Regions from separate parts of the Homo sapiens genome. Here region 1 is linked to region 2. Evidence: read pairs that join two places in POLR2A ChIA-PET (ENCODE). Cell type or tissue: HCT116. All regions are shown on one strand. Links, peaks and the distances in the headings refer to the core of each region. The heading gives the core; the rest is flanking DNA. Region 1 has its middle 140 kb from the start of BTC. Region 2 holds the start of EREG (epiregulin).

What was found. Peaks named below come from ENCODE experiments on the same cell type or tissue, not always from the same donor. Only the 100,000 strongest peaks of a DNase experiment are listed, where the experiment ranks them.
Region 1: POLR2A ChIA-PET joins it to region 2 with 12 read pairs; 5 of 35 experiments call an interaction of 5 or more read pairs at or near these places.

The regions. Positions count from the first base shown.
Region 1 is chr4:74,650,320-74,657,384 of GRCh38, reverse strand. No RefSeq gene overlaps it. Among named protein-coding and RNA genes, the nearest start is that of BTC, 140 kb to the left of the region's middle. RefSeq lists an enhancer at 2,207-3,406. In HCT116, for the core only: no CTCF peak of the experiment used is centred there; a DNase peak (open chromatin) is centred at 2,974; H3K4me3 peaks cover 726 bases; H3K27ac peaks cover 2,500 bases.
Region 2 is chr4:74,360,902-74,367,966 of GRCh38, reverse strand. EREG (epiregulin) reads right to left here and starts at 2,822. Exons shown (of 5, transcript NM_001432.3): 1 at 2,592-2,822. The coding sequence starts at 2,658. It overlaps LOC105377276 (a long non-coding RNA gene), which reads left to right and starts at 2,626. Exons shown (of 3, transcript NR_188415.1): 1 at 2,626-2,816. In HCT116, for the core only: no CTCF peak of the experiment used is centred there; DNase peaks (open chromatin) are centred at 2,926, 3,056 and 3,435; H3K4me3 peaks cover 2,452 bases; H3K27ac peaks cover 2,500 bases.

The sequences.
Region 1 (7,065 bases), core at 1,698-4,197, 290 kb before region 2:
AGAATCATCCTGCATTTGCATTTGCCCTTTGGTGAATGTAATGAATGGCCATTTGTGGACACATCATGTGTTTAGGTTGTGCATATATGTATACTGGGAGGATGCTTTATGCTGGAGATAATTTAAAGAAAATGTTAATTAATAGAAAGACTAGTTTGTTTTATTATGGGGAGTTTGGATTTGGTGGCAGGAGTTGTTCCTCTTTTTTCCAAATTGTATGTTTTCTATATGTGTTATATAGTAAATCCCAGCATATCACTTGCTTATTTAAATTGCTCCAACGGCTTCACACTGCACTTAGACTACAATCCAAACTCCTGTGATGGGCAGAAGGCCTAGCAGGCCTCCACATGGGGCCCTTGCCTACTCTGATCTCTCATATCTCCATGAATACTCTGCTCCAGGAGCAGCCATAACTTTTTATTGTTGATGGTCATTTTATTGATTTTTTAAAAAATTGATTACACAAAACTCTTTCCACTTAAAGCATAATTGTTGCTCACTTTACCTGGAGTCTTTGCATGTCTGAGTGCTTCTTGTCATTCAAGTATTTGCTCAAATGTCATTTCCTCAGAAAGGCCTTTCCTGACCACCTAGTCAAAAGTAGTCACCCGGTGACTTAGTCATCCAGTTGTTCTATTCTCTGCACAGCACTTACTGCAATCAGACATTTGTGTTTGTTGTTTATTTATTGTTTATTTTATTTCTCCTGTTGGTGGTCTGAAAACTCAATGAAACCAGTGGGCCTGTCCATCTTCCTTGCTACTGTGTATCCCAGTCATGCATTTGTTAGGAGCTCAACAAGTGTTTGGTCAATGAGTGAATAGTTCCCCTCATCACACTACTGCTGAGCATAAAAATCACCCTGTGTATACAGCAATTAGTTCAGAGGCCACGCCAAAGCATAATGTCAGTTTTGGACATAGATGAAAGTGAGGATGCATTTCCTAACAAGCTTGTTGCCAGCTAACACAGAGAAATGAGCATTGTTAACCAAAATATACCTTCACAAACTTGAGAACAATCACTATAGTTTCAGAAAACTTCATGAGATTTCACCGGCTAAAATATTTCAGTAGCTCGTAAGTATTCCCATGGGTCAAAAGCAGTTTTCATTCAACATTACTTGTTTTTCCAAAATGATTTGTGTTGAAAAGATTGGCATGGGAACAGACCCACAGACATTAGTCTAGATCTCAAACATTGTCTGTAAAAACAAAGGTACTATGCAGATTTCAAAAACCAGGTGTGTCATTGTTTGGGGATAATGAACCAGTATGGATAATCTAGTCTCATATCTTACATTTGAACTGCCTCTTATGACTGGCTTTTAGGGGAATTTTATCTTTGGGGCTATGATTCGACTTTCTACTCCCTGCTTTATCCCAATGGATCAACTTAGAAAGGTTGAGTATTTCAGGGGTAACTCTGATACAAGATTGAATATTATTTGAGATTGAATTTCAGTTTTGAAGATTTTGTTTGATGTGCATCTTGGTGTCCTGAAGGGAGGCAGGCAAAGTGTGCATCACTATGGCACAAGTATGTTTGTGCTTTTCCCTCTTTCACCATCTTCCTTCCAACCAGGTCTTCTAGATACATATGGACCATTAAGTAGTAGTGTTGATACTCTTGTTTGTCTCCTTCATCCCAAAGTATTTGTTTAATATCCAGCAATGTGATGAGGAAGGTGAGGCCTCCTCCAAGAGCTGGAGCTGCACATGGGTGAGTTCATGGTAGCCTCAGGTTTAGGGCATGGTCCTGGAAGGGAGCAGTTATTTTCTTTTCTTCATCTAGATCTGCCTAATTTATGTGTGTGTGTACATGTGTGTGTATATATGAATTGCTTTTCCACAGGAATTGCTTTTTCATTGTGAGCATTTGATAAATCCTGGTCTCTCATGCTTTATTTCATGCACCTGTAATTCAGGCACACAGATTTATCTAGACTATGACTCAAGGATCTCTGAGGTTTATACTGAATTTCTAGACTTAGCTTAAAGTTTCATCTTTGTTAATATGAAGTGGTTCCACAGATGAACAAACAGTGCCAAACACGAAGTGAGGTGTACCGACGGTCCATTTTTACGTTATCATTTTGATTCTATTAGCCACCAGCTTGAATACTGCCAGATGTGAGTGCCAGAGTGAAAGTGGTGAAGAAAAGTTGATACATCTGAGCCAAAAGGAGATATGCTGAGTTCCACTTTAAACTTAGAGGACTACTTAAGGGAAGTATTGCTTCTTGAGTTGAAAGCAATAAGCACAATCCAGTAAATTCAATCTCTTTTGGAGGGGAGTCTGCCTCAGGATCTGGTCTTTTTACTCATGTCAAGACCAATTCCTTCCTAAATTCCCCTGCACAAAGAGAATGCATGGACTGAGGGGCTATGTGCTAGAATCTCTCTTGGTTTAAGATTTTACCCTATTTGCCAAGGACTAGAGGGTAAGGAAGTATAGTTTGTGGAAAGGAATTAAGATAAAGTCATCGACCTGCATGTTATGTCTCATAGCATGAAGAAAAGCACTAAAAGTTCATTGTCATCCTTAGTATATACGAATTGTCAGAAACCCACCCAATGGGGAAAGGGATTTTGTCTTTTTCTCTGGTGGGGCTAGAAAAGTACCTAGTAAAAGATCAATGGATATTTATTGAAAAATTGAATCAATGCATCGATGAAGACCTTACATTCTGTCACACTTATCTGAGTCAGAATTCATTTGCCCCTGATAAATAAATTCTCCTGCTTCAGGCCTCAGGTCAGATCAAAAGAGGAGACCACATCATAATGGGGTGATTTACCAGCTCGGATCCACATCATACTCATCATTTTTCACTTACAAACACATTACAGTTTGAGGAACAGAAAGCATGACTGTACATCCCTGCAAATACTTGTCAGCTTGTGAACAGGTCCAGAGATAACCCACTAGATAAGTCGGTTGCATCATTCAAGAAAATCATTTACTAGACCGAGAAGGAATCCAGCTTTTTCTTGCACGCAATGGGCAGGTGAGTTCAGAGAACAAGGGAACATGCTGTAGGATTTTCGCTGCGTTTCAAGCATTGCAGTGCAGTTACAAGTTAGGGTGAGCTGGGTCAGTTTACTTAGCACAGCTTACCATTGCGTTTCGTCAGAGGATCAATAGGTAAATTTCTTGTGACTGGGCTCTGGAAAACCCAACTCTCACCTGGAAAGGTCAGAAGAAAAAAAAATACATAAACAGTTAACATTAATTTTCTATGGGAATTAGCCCCTCTTCCATTTGTAGCTCTAGGTTTGTGCACAAATTGATAAGCCACCAGGTAATCCTAGGAAAAGTACTACAATTATCTTTGTGGATGTTTGTCTGGACTCTATGCTGTACTCTGCTCCTGAGTTATTAAGAAGTAGCTAACCTTCTTCATACCTGAAACCTACTGATGTCTAAAGATGTAAGAGATTATATAGATTCTTCTCTAAGGAAAAGCAGTAGGAAAAAATATTCTGATCTTTTTCTGTGATTTCCTTCTCAGTTTTGTGCCAATTTCTAGACATATTTACAGAATATAATTATAGAAATCAAACGGTATCAAACAAAGCATCTTTGGTCTGTCATGAATATTCAGTCCTAAGATAAAACAAATCAGTTTAGATTTGAGGAAGATTAGAAAGAAGATTTGTGGAATGACGTTTAAGAAGTTAAGAATGCCTGGTTTCATTCAGAATTTTCAGATGTGTCCTATTGGTGAATGGGCTTTATTTGTAGTTCCTATGTAAGTTTACATTTTTTCGGTAATGTTTAAAACGTTTTCTGCTAAGATTGCCTTTCTAACTCAGAATTTCCTTCCGTGCTCTGAGAGGATTTGTTCTAGAGATAAGCATCGATATCTATGGCTAATAATTATTTAACAGTTATGACTTACTAGCATTACAACGACTCTGTGAGACAGATTCTACATTGGTCTGAGGTTTGGATAGCTTTATTTATTTTTTTTTAAAAGGCCTTTTTATTAACTCTAAATTGAACATTAAGCTAAGCACTTGAACTACAAAACTAGAGAAATTATAATAAAAAAATCTCTGTAGTCTTGAGGAGGCAAAGATTTCTTAGAGCAAAAACAAAGAAACAATAACAAGGAAAAATGCACCCAGCATTGAAAAATGTTAAGAAACTAAAAGGTAAATCACAGATTAGGAGACAATATTATAAAATTATGTCTGATAAATAACACAATTGAGTAAGAAGAGGATAACCTGATTTTAAAATGATTTGAACCCATGCTTTACAAAAGAAGATATAAGAAATGCATGAAGTCCATAGAAGGATCCCCAATATCACAGTCATCAGGGACATGTAAATTCATACTGTGATGGAGTACTACTACAAACCCACTAGAATGGATAAAAATCAAAAGATCTACAATGCTGAGATATGGTAAAGATGTAGAGCAATTATAACTCTCATGTATTGGTGTGGGGATGCAAAATGATATAATCTTTTAAGAAACAGTTTGACAGTTTATTATATAATTATATATTTACCATAACAGCATTCCCAATCCTAAGTATTTTCCAAAGTGAAATAAAAGCATATGTCCAGAAAAGAATGGGTACTCTATTCATATAGTAGCTTTTAAAAATAATAGCCCTAAACCAGATCCAACCTAAATCAACTTGTGAATGAATAAAAAATGTGTATTATTGTGGAAGTCAGTGTGGCGATTCCTCAGGGATCTAAAACTAGAAATACCATTTGACCCAGCCATCCCATTACTGGGTATATACCCAAAGGACTATAAATCATGCTGCTATAAAGACACATGCACACATATGTTTATTGCGGCACTATTCACAATAACAAAGACTTGAAACCAACCCAAATGTCCAAAAATGATAGACTGGATTAAGAAAATGTGGCACGTATACACCATGGAATGCTATGCAGCCATAAAAAAATGATGAGTTCATGTCCTTTGCAGGGACATGGGTGAAATTGGAAATCATCATTCTCAGTAAACTATCACAAGGCCAAAAAACCAAACACCGCATGTTCTCACTCATAGATGGGAATTGAACAATGAGAACACATGGACACAGGAAGGGGAACATCACACCCTGGGGACTGTTGTGGGGTGGGGGGAGGGGGAGGGATAGCATTAGGAGATATACCTAATGCTAAATGACGAGTTAATGGGTGCAGCACACCAGCATGGCACATGTATACATATGTAACTAACCTGCACATTGTGCACATGTACCCTAAAACTTAAAGTATAATAATAATAAAAAAAAGGAAAAAAAATGTGTATTATACCCATTCAATGAAATGTATCTTATAATAAAAGGGAACGAACTCCCACATATGTACCAAGATGAACAAATCTCAAATCATTATGCTAGTTGAAATAACACAAGTGCAAAAGATGGCATATGTGTGATTGTATTTGTATGAAATTCTGTAAAAGGCAAAACAGTAGTTACAGAAACCAGATCAGTGTTTATCAAGGGCTAGGAGTAAGGAGGAGATAATATGGAGACAGTGAATTCATTTGTGCCTTAATAGTGGTGGTGGTTATATGACTGAATGCGTTTGTCAAAATTTATTGTACTGTACCCTTAAAATGGGTATATTTTTATTATATGTAAATCGTACCTCAAAAAATCTATGTTACTGTGGCAAGATTATATGAAGAGATGTTTTTAAAGTTGCTTCTCTTTGCCTTTTCTTGTGCTATTGCACTTAACCATGATTTTGGTGCAGCATTTGCTTTTTTATACACTGCCAAGAGGGAGGACACAGATGCAACTCAGAACTGTGCTGTCCAATGTAGTAACTGCTAGCCACATGTGCCTATTTGAATTTCAATTAATTAAAGTTAAATGAAATTTAAAATTCAGTTTCTTAGTCACATTAGAAGAGCTCTTGATACCACCTATCAAGAGCTAAATAGCCACAGGTAACCAGAGGCTACTGTACAGGGCAATACAGTTATACATAGCACATTTTCATTGTCACAGAAACTAGACAGTGCTGGCCTAGAATACATTTCTTCTTCCCTTCCCCCTCCCCTCCCCCTCCTCCCTCCCCCTCCTCCCTCCCCCTCCTCCCTCCCCCTCCTCCCTCCCATCCCTGGCCCTCCCCCTCTCCCTCCCATTCCATCCTCTCCCCTCCCCTCCTCTCCTCTCCTCTCCCCTCCTCTCCCCTCCCCTTCCCTCCCCTCCCATCCCTTCCCTTCCTTTCCCTCCCATGCCTTCCCTTCCCTTCCCTTCCCTTCCTTTTCCTTCCCTTCCCTTCCTTTTTTTTTTTTTTTTTTTTTTTTGACAGGGTCTCACTCTGTCACCCAGGCTGGAGTGCAGTGGTATGATCATGGCTCACTGCAGCCTCAAACTCCTGGGCTCAAGCCATCCTCCCTCAGCCTCCTGAGAAGCTGGGACTACAGGCACGGGCCATCACACCTGGCTAATTTTAATTTTTTTTTTTTGTAGAGATAAGGTTTTATCTCTGTGTTGGCTAGGCTGGTCTCAAACTTCTGGCCTCAAGCAATCCTCCTGCCTCAGCCTCCCAAAGTTTTAGAATTATAGGCATGAGCCACTGCACTCAGCCTAGAATACATTTCTAAATAAATTTTATAAGCACGTAGCACAAACAGAGTCTGAATGCCTTTGATCTGCAAAAGTTGCACTTCGTTAGATGAGAAAGAGTATTCCCCCACGCCTCGAAAGAGGGTATTAAAGTATTTAAGCGTGAGCAGTGTGTTTACCATCATCCTGGGTAGGAGAGTATATAGACAATGAAAATGGGTCATGATGGTGTCAGAAATTTCAGGAGAAGGTGTCAGACCACCAAGACAGGGACTAGTCAAGATGAATGAACCCTCAGAAGTTGCCAAAAAGGATAGAGAAAATCAGGCCTAACAGGCATTCTTCTCAGAATGCCAGGACCATATGCAAGGCCCCCTAAGATTAGCTCACCTCAGAAAAGAGAAAGGAAGGGAAACTTACAGGGAAATAAGAGGTCCTAGAATTTGACTGGGGTGCTACTTAAAGGAGACATGAATTTTAAACAGAGATGATCAGGTTA
Region 2 (7,065 bases), core at 1,799-4,298:
GGTGATGATGTATTTAAAGCACCTAATACACAACATGGCTGCCACACAGTAGGCATTTAGTAACTGTTAGTTTTCTTCTCAACTCCTGGATTTGGGTCTTAGTGCTGAATCAGACACCCCAATTACCCAAGCTGCTCACATGGCAAGACTGTGCAGAAGGTGGTGAGGGTACCTGGTCAAAATCCAGACAGGAAAGGCCTGTCATCACGTTTTCTGACAAGATTTGTCATCTCAGGTTGTGCCAAGACTCAGGTAACTCATAAACTCTCAGAGTCAACAGAAATGATCAAAGACAAGCCTATTGTCTCATTGAGATTTATGCTCCTCATATTTTCAAAAAAGAATATTTCTTCTGCTTAATTCTCTCTCATTGATGAAGTACGACTAAATTATCTTGGAGATGTCATTCAGGAACATATTCAAAAACCCATGTAGGCATGAATAAAAATGTTTGATGTTAAATAGAAAGCCCCTGAACATAACTGCAGAATTCAACATAAAAATTTATCCTCCTCTCTTTAGAAAAATCACAAGATAAAAAAGACAAAATTCTGCTCTAAAATTATAGATTATTTAAAAAAATGTTATCCGGTATTTCAACTCTTCTACTTAATGTTCAGTAGGCCAAAAATGCTAGCAAGCCCAAGTGTGGACTCTCACTTTGTCACTATTTTTCTATGTGAACTTGGGTCACAGTTCCCCAATTTATAAAACAAGAGCCTCAATATTAAACAAGTGTAAAATTTAAAAGTAACCAAATGATTGTGCATAGCAATTTAAATCTGTATGTGTTAAGGGTGGAGGCTGGAACTTTATTCCCTAGTCATAACTACATAAAGCAGTTATAACATGTATGCTAAAATTTAAAATAAATGTCTCGCTCTTTTTTGCTGGGGGAAGGACAAGATTTGGGAAAAGTATTTTTAGGAAATATTTTGTTTGGGGGAAAGAAGGCAATTTCAGAAATAACAGGTGGTCTTGCCAAAATAAGGCTATGGGCTCTGCATAACTGAATAGAGTTTAGAGATATAATACAGAACTTGAAACAGGAACTTTCCTAGTGGCAGAGAAATATCCAAACAAACTGGGAAAACAGAAACTGACCTAACTCATTTGGAAATGGGCTTGGCAGCTGACGAAATAGATGAACTATAATTAAGTAATGCAATGAAGGAGGTAAGCACTTTCATGACAACAAACACACACACAACACACACACTAGTGGGTAGTAACCAGGTTATTCACAGGCTCTGGCTGTCTCAAATTAGAATATTCAATGAAACACCCAGAACAGACATGTGCATTGTTCAGATGCAACCTTACATGTGGGGAAAATAATAAGTGCTAAGTTATTCTGACCTCGAGGTTAATTTCTAACTCTAGGAAGACTGTCACCTTTCTAATTTAATTCTTTTCAAAACAAAGACAGCAAAGCCACATTGTTTACTGAGAATCTTCTAGCAAGTCTTTCTTAGCTCAGTTTTGGCAGAAACCACATATCTAGTTTCCACTTGTGTTCCTGGACTTAGACTTGTAAGTTTCAATTATGCATAGTATGCATTTCATTAGGTCTCTCAACCCCTGAGATAAGGTGTGCCAAAATAATAATTTAACAGTCACATCCTTCACAGGTAGAGTTAGAGTGTCTGGGGAATCAGCCTCATTCCAACTCCAGGGAGAATATGAGACTGGTGGTAACTTTTATTTTTTTATTAAGATATTCATATACGACTTCAAACTCTTTCAAATTCCTTAAACTGAAGTTTAAGGAATTGGAAAGAAGTAATTTTTTTTTAACAGAAAGGCTATTTAGAAAATTTTTCCCCTTGAACTAAATCATCTCAAATAGGAAGACTGGCATTTAAATACCCTCAGCGATCACAGGCTATGGAGTGCAATTAGCAGCAAGTGCAGAACGCTTGCTCCAGAGGCTGCTTGGGAGGCTGCAGGGAAAAACGCAAGCAGCAGGTGTAGGGGCGAAGGGCGGTGGGGAGCGCCAGGACCTGCCCAGGGCCCTTCTGCTCCAGATACCCTCGACCAGTGTTTTATTTCTCTTGTGTCTGGAGCTCAGCCAACTGGCACTGGCGCATACCAGCTCCTCCGGGAAAGCTAAACCAGGCTAGGTTTTAGAAAACTGAGCGCAAGACAGAGGAGAAAAGCTTTTTCCCCCCTCCAAAAAATTTCTTACGCTAGTTTCTATTCCCCACTCTCCAACAAAAAGGAACAAGACATGAAATGTTAACAGTGCGTTCCAGGCCTTTAGATTTCTAGGACTGGCAACTTTTCAAAAAAAAAAAAAAAGCTTTTTCAACAACTTTTTATTTTGTTTAATAAGGAGATATTTCAATCCATGCATAACATATATGCCAATAATTAATTCACCAATAAAAAGCATTTTAACATCGATCCCCAGTCCCCCCCACCCCAGTCCCACCATAGGGGAAGACAGACTCACAAAACAAGACGTAATTTTAAATAGAGCACACTTGAACCTGGAGACAACTCCGTACTTGTCGAATGACAAATGCACAGGAGCCTTCCTTATTTGTCTCCTCTTTGGGGCGGCCGGAAGCCAGAGGGGGAGAACTTACCCAGGCAGAGCAGCAGCGCAGGGACCCTGCCGGCACAGAGCATCTCCATCCTCCTCCCCGCGGTCATCGGCGATGGGAGCGGGCGCTGGGGCTTGGCGGAGGGCGGCTGCGGAGAGTGCACGGGCAGGGCGGGAGCAGACGGGCTCGCGGCAGTGGCTGGAGAGCGGCTGTCAGCCTAGAAGGGACCCCACGTTGGCTGTGTCCCTCTGACACTGGAAATATCAGGCAAGTGAGCTCAACTGTCTGGTGCTGCGAACTTTATACTAGGGAGCCCCTCCCGGGCCCTAACGGGGTGAGGTCAAGAGTGCCCAGAGTTTCATAATTGGCCCGAGGGAGGAGCGGCAGGAGGACCGTCAGGAAGTCATCCTCCCTCCCTGGAGCACCTGAGAGTAGTGGTTGAGGAATGAAAAAATGTCTTTCCGATTGGCCGGGGACTACTCCCGAAACTTTTCCATCTCCCTCCGGGAGGTGGGGAGCGTGGACCAGATGGCTTGGTTTGCTTTGTGGGGTCACCTGCCCTGTAGTGGGTGGTTTTGGTTGCTCAGGGTGACGGACATAACTTGAATCAGTCTTTTAGCCAAGGCTGGCGTTCCCCATACATGCCTTTGGAGAGCTGTGCGTGTGACTTACTAACCTCAGCCACGAAAACTCCCTTAACTTGAAGTCTGTCAGTGATTCAAGCGCCCTCCTTGCATTGAAACGCCACCGCCCAGAAAAGCCTTTCCCATCTGCGCCTTCCTTCTGAGACCCCTGCTTCCAATGTGGCTCAGGCATTTATTACCTCAAAGTCGAGTCATTGTGAAGAAAATTCCTGTTATTTTTTTTCCTTCTGTCGTATTTGCCATTTGTCAGGTTGCTGCTTTTGATATGACTTCCTACTAAGTAGTGCCTTAATCCTGTCGCTCCCCTGCACAAAACCTTTCAACGACTTCCTATTGCTTTTTGGACAAGGCCTGCCACAAACGTGAAGCCAATCGGTCTTTTCAACCTCAGCTCCCACTATTTCCCCAGGCAAATTGTCTGACCCCAGCCAGGCTGGAAAACTCTAAGCCTTTCCTCACTCCCACTTTCCTGCCTATGCTGATGGAGTCGTACTTTGAGGCAATGGCTACTTTTTAAAGGAATTAGTGAAATCCTGCTCAAATTCATGGTTCTCCTCAAGGGCCTGGGCTTCTTAGGCTTGTGGATCTCTTTTCATTCTGATCTCTTATAGCTTTTGTCGTTTATCTTCTCCCTAGCCTCATAGAATTCTAGACCCGGTACTTTACACCTGGGAAAGCTACTTTGTATTCCTTGACTTTTTTTTTGTTTGTAAGTCCTATGTTCAGCTCTGTACTGTGTAAATTGTCTTCCTTTTCACTGCACTCCTCTATAGGACCTAAGAACTGTGAGTCAATTCAGCAGTACTGTATGTAAATATACATATTTGAATAGAAAATGGAATCTAATGGATGTTAACTCCTTACCTTTTTATTTCTACTTTTTAAAAAATTATTATTACTATTCCTTTTTTTTTTCTGGCTTTTTTCTCTCATACTCTAAGGCCCTTTAATGTCCAGAATGCTCTTGTTAGAAACAAATACTTCGGCCGGGCGCGGTGGCTCACGCCTGTAATCCCAGCACTTTGGGAGGCCGAGACGAGCGGATCACGAGGTCAGGAGATCGAGACCATCCTGGATAACACAGTGAAACCCCGTCTCTACTAAAAATACAAAAATTAGCCGGGCATGGTGGCGCGCGCCTGTAGTCCCAGCTACACGGGAGGCTGAGGCAGGAGAATGGCGTGAACCCGGGAGGCGGAGCTTGCAGTGAGTCGAGATCGCGCCACTGCACTCCAGCCTGGGCGACAGAGCGAAACTCCGTCTCAAAAAAAAAAAAAAAAGAAACAAATACTTCATCATGTTATCAGGGGTTAAGATTTAAACTGTCTGTGTGTGAATTCCTGGACAAGTTATTTAATCTGTCTCAATTTCCTCATACGTAAAACAGGGATAATAATAGTATCCAGCGCATAGGAAAATAATGAAAGTGCTTAGTAGAGTGCCTAGTACCGAGTTAGTGCTCACTAAAAATACCTACCATTATATGCAAACGTTGATGCTTAAGATGGTGGTACTTGGTAGTTGGTCAATATTTGTAAGTTAAATGAATCAATGAACAGTAGGATAGAGGTAGGCTGGGTTCCTAAGTCTAGCTTCCAAATCTATCAAGAAAGCAGGCATTGAGTGACTTCTCACTTAATAGCTTATTTTGGAAAAGAAGAAATGGAACCAAGGAAAATGATATTAGAAATGGGTTATAGTTTTATGGAGCATTGGTAGAGATCACAAGTTTCATAAATTAGAAAGAGGTAAAGTGACTTTTATGGTTATATAATGGCTTTTGTCCTACAAATTGGATCTGGAAAAAAAAATAGTCCCAGTGTTTTTGAGGAATGGAAGCAGAATTCAAACGAATGGAATGTCAACTGGGAGCATTTTCTATCAGGTACTTGCAAAGAGTGAGAGGAAGAGTTTTTAATCCTGATTAATGGCTTGTTTCTTTAAATATAGTGTGTTTTATGCTGAAAAGAAAGATGGTGGGGATGTGATGGGGAGAATGGGTCATGCTGACAATAATTGACAACAGTCACTTCTATGGTATTGATATGTGAAGAGGAATTTTTTAACTTTGTAACTAATGCCTGCAAGCATGAGATATCATCACTGTGAAAAAAATCCCTGTGCTTGTCTCAAAATTTTCCACAGCAATGTACTCTTTTGTAGGCTGATTTTATATGATGTGAAGAAATCTTTTCTTTATTAGTTCTATGTTTACTCAATTTTCTAGCCATTAGATATTGAGAATGACTCCACCATGACACATCAGAGGATTTGCACGCACTGCCTCCGCAAAATAGTATTCTTCTTCTTTTTTTTTTTTAAATAATTGGGAACAATTTTCATTAATTGTTCATTTAAATATATATACATAGTATGCGGTATAATCATAATTCCTCTTAAAGGCACAAAGCTTATTTAAAGATAGAATGGTTTGGGAAGAAAATAACCGGGTCATATAGAATTTTCCAATTAGGAAGTCACTTTAATACATCAGCAATGTCAGCAATTCCCAGTTTGAGATGTACTGGGATTCCTTTCCAAGGGGTTGGTAAATCGAATTATCTATAGACTAAAGCGCGCGCACACACACACACACACACACACACACACACACATATATATACTATTTTAAACATACATTAAGTCTCTATGTAATTAGTAACATGTATTCATTTTAAATTGATATTGAATTCATAAACGCTTTGTGGCATGTGTTTTTTCGTTGATATATAACAAACATATAAGCGCCGTTAAATGGGGAAGAAGAGTCTTGCAAAAAATAATCCTTTTAAATTAAAAGGGAGTCCTCTCATGAGAAGAATTAGGAAATCCTAGACTGGGGACATACACACACAGGCCCCAAACTGATATCAGTATTAAACCTATTGTAGCCTGCACTCAGATGAAGCCCTGGGCCCTACCCATAGAACCAGCATTTAGCAACAGACAAGGACATAGAACACGTTACAATTCTTCCATCTCTTCCTCTTTCCCTCAGGTTATTGTTTCTTCTGACTATAACTGGCACTTATTTATTATGAAATTACTGCTTTTCTAACTAAAAAAATGAGCATAGCTACTTGAGTGAATTAGTTTTTACATAACACAAAATGTTTTAAGTCGTTTTTTAGTCCTTAGCAAAAACCACTGAGATAAAATGGTATTGGGTTGCCTTTTTACAATTAAGAACTTGAAAAATTTAGGAACGTGTTCAAGATCAAATTGTTACATTTAATATAAAAAAGACCTTAAATATGAATTCTGTTCTAGCAGATGCTAATTTTTAATTAACATTATAAATTTAATTGTATGTTAATCATACAGGATATTTTTAGCAAGCTCCATGTAAATGAAAAATTTATGCCTTTTATGATATATATATTTTTTCGAGACGGAGTTTCATTCTTGTTGCCCAGGTTGGAGTGCAATGGCACGATCTTGGCTCACTGCAACCTCCGCCTCCTGGGTTCAAGTGATTCTCCTGCCTGAGCCTCTAGGGTAGCTTGGATTACAGGCATGCACCCCGATACCCAACTAATTTTGTATTTTTAGTAGAGACAGGATTTCACCATGTAAGTCAGGCTGGTCTCAAACTCCTGACCTCAGGTGATCCACCTGCCTCAGCCTCCCAAAGTGCTGGGATCACAGGCGTGAGCCACCATGCCCGGCCTGTAATAGCATTTCTACAGAAATATATGTAGATATAGAGAAAGTTGCAATTCTGAACCCCAAAAACAATCCAGTTAGAGACAAAATAGAGAAAAGGAAGAAACATATATTGATGTAGTAATACTCTATTTTACTTAAATAGCTTTTATCATAGATTTTTTAAAAAATATTTTTCCTATGGACTAATCCATTCTTGAATTGGT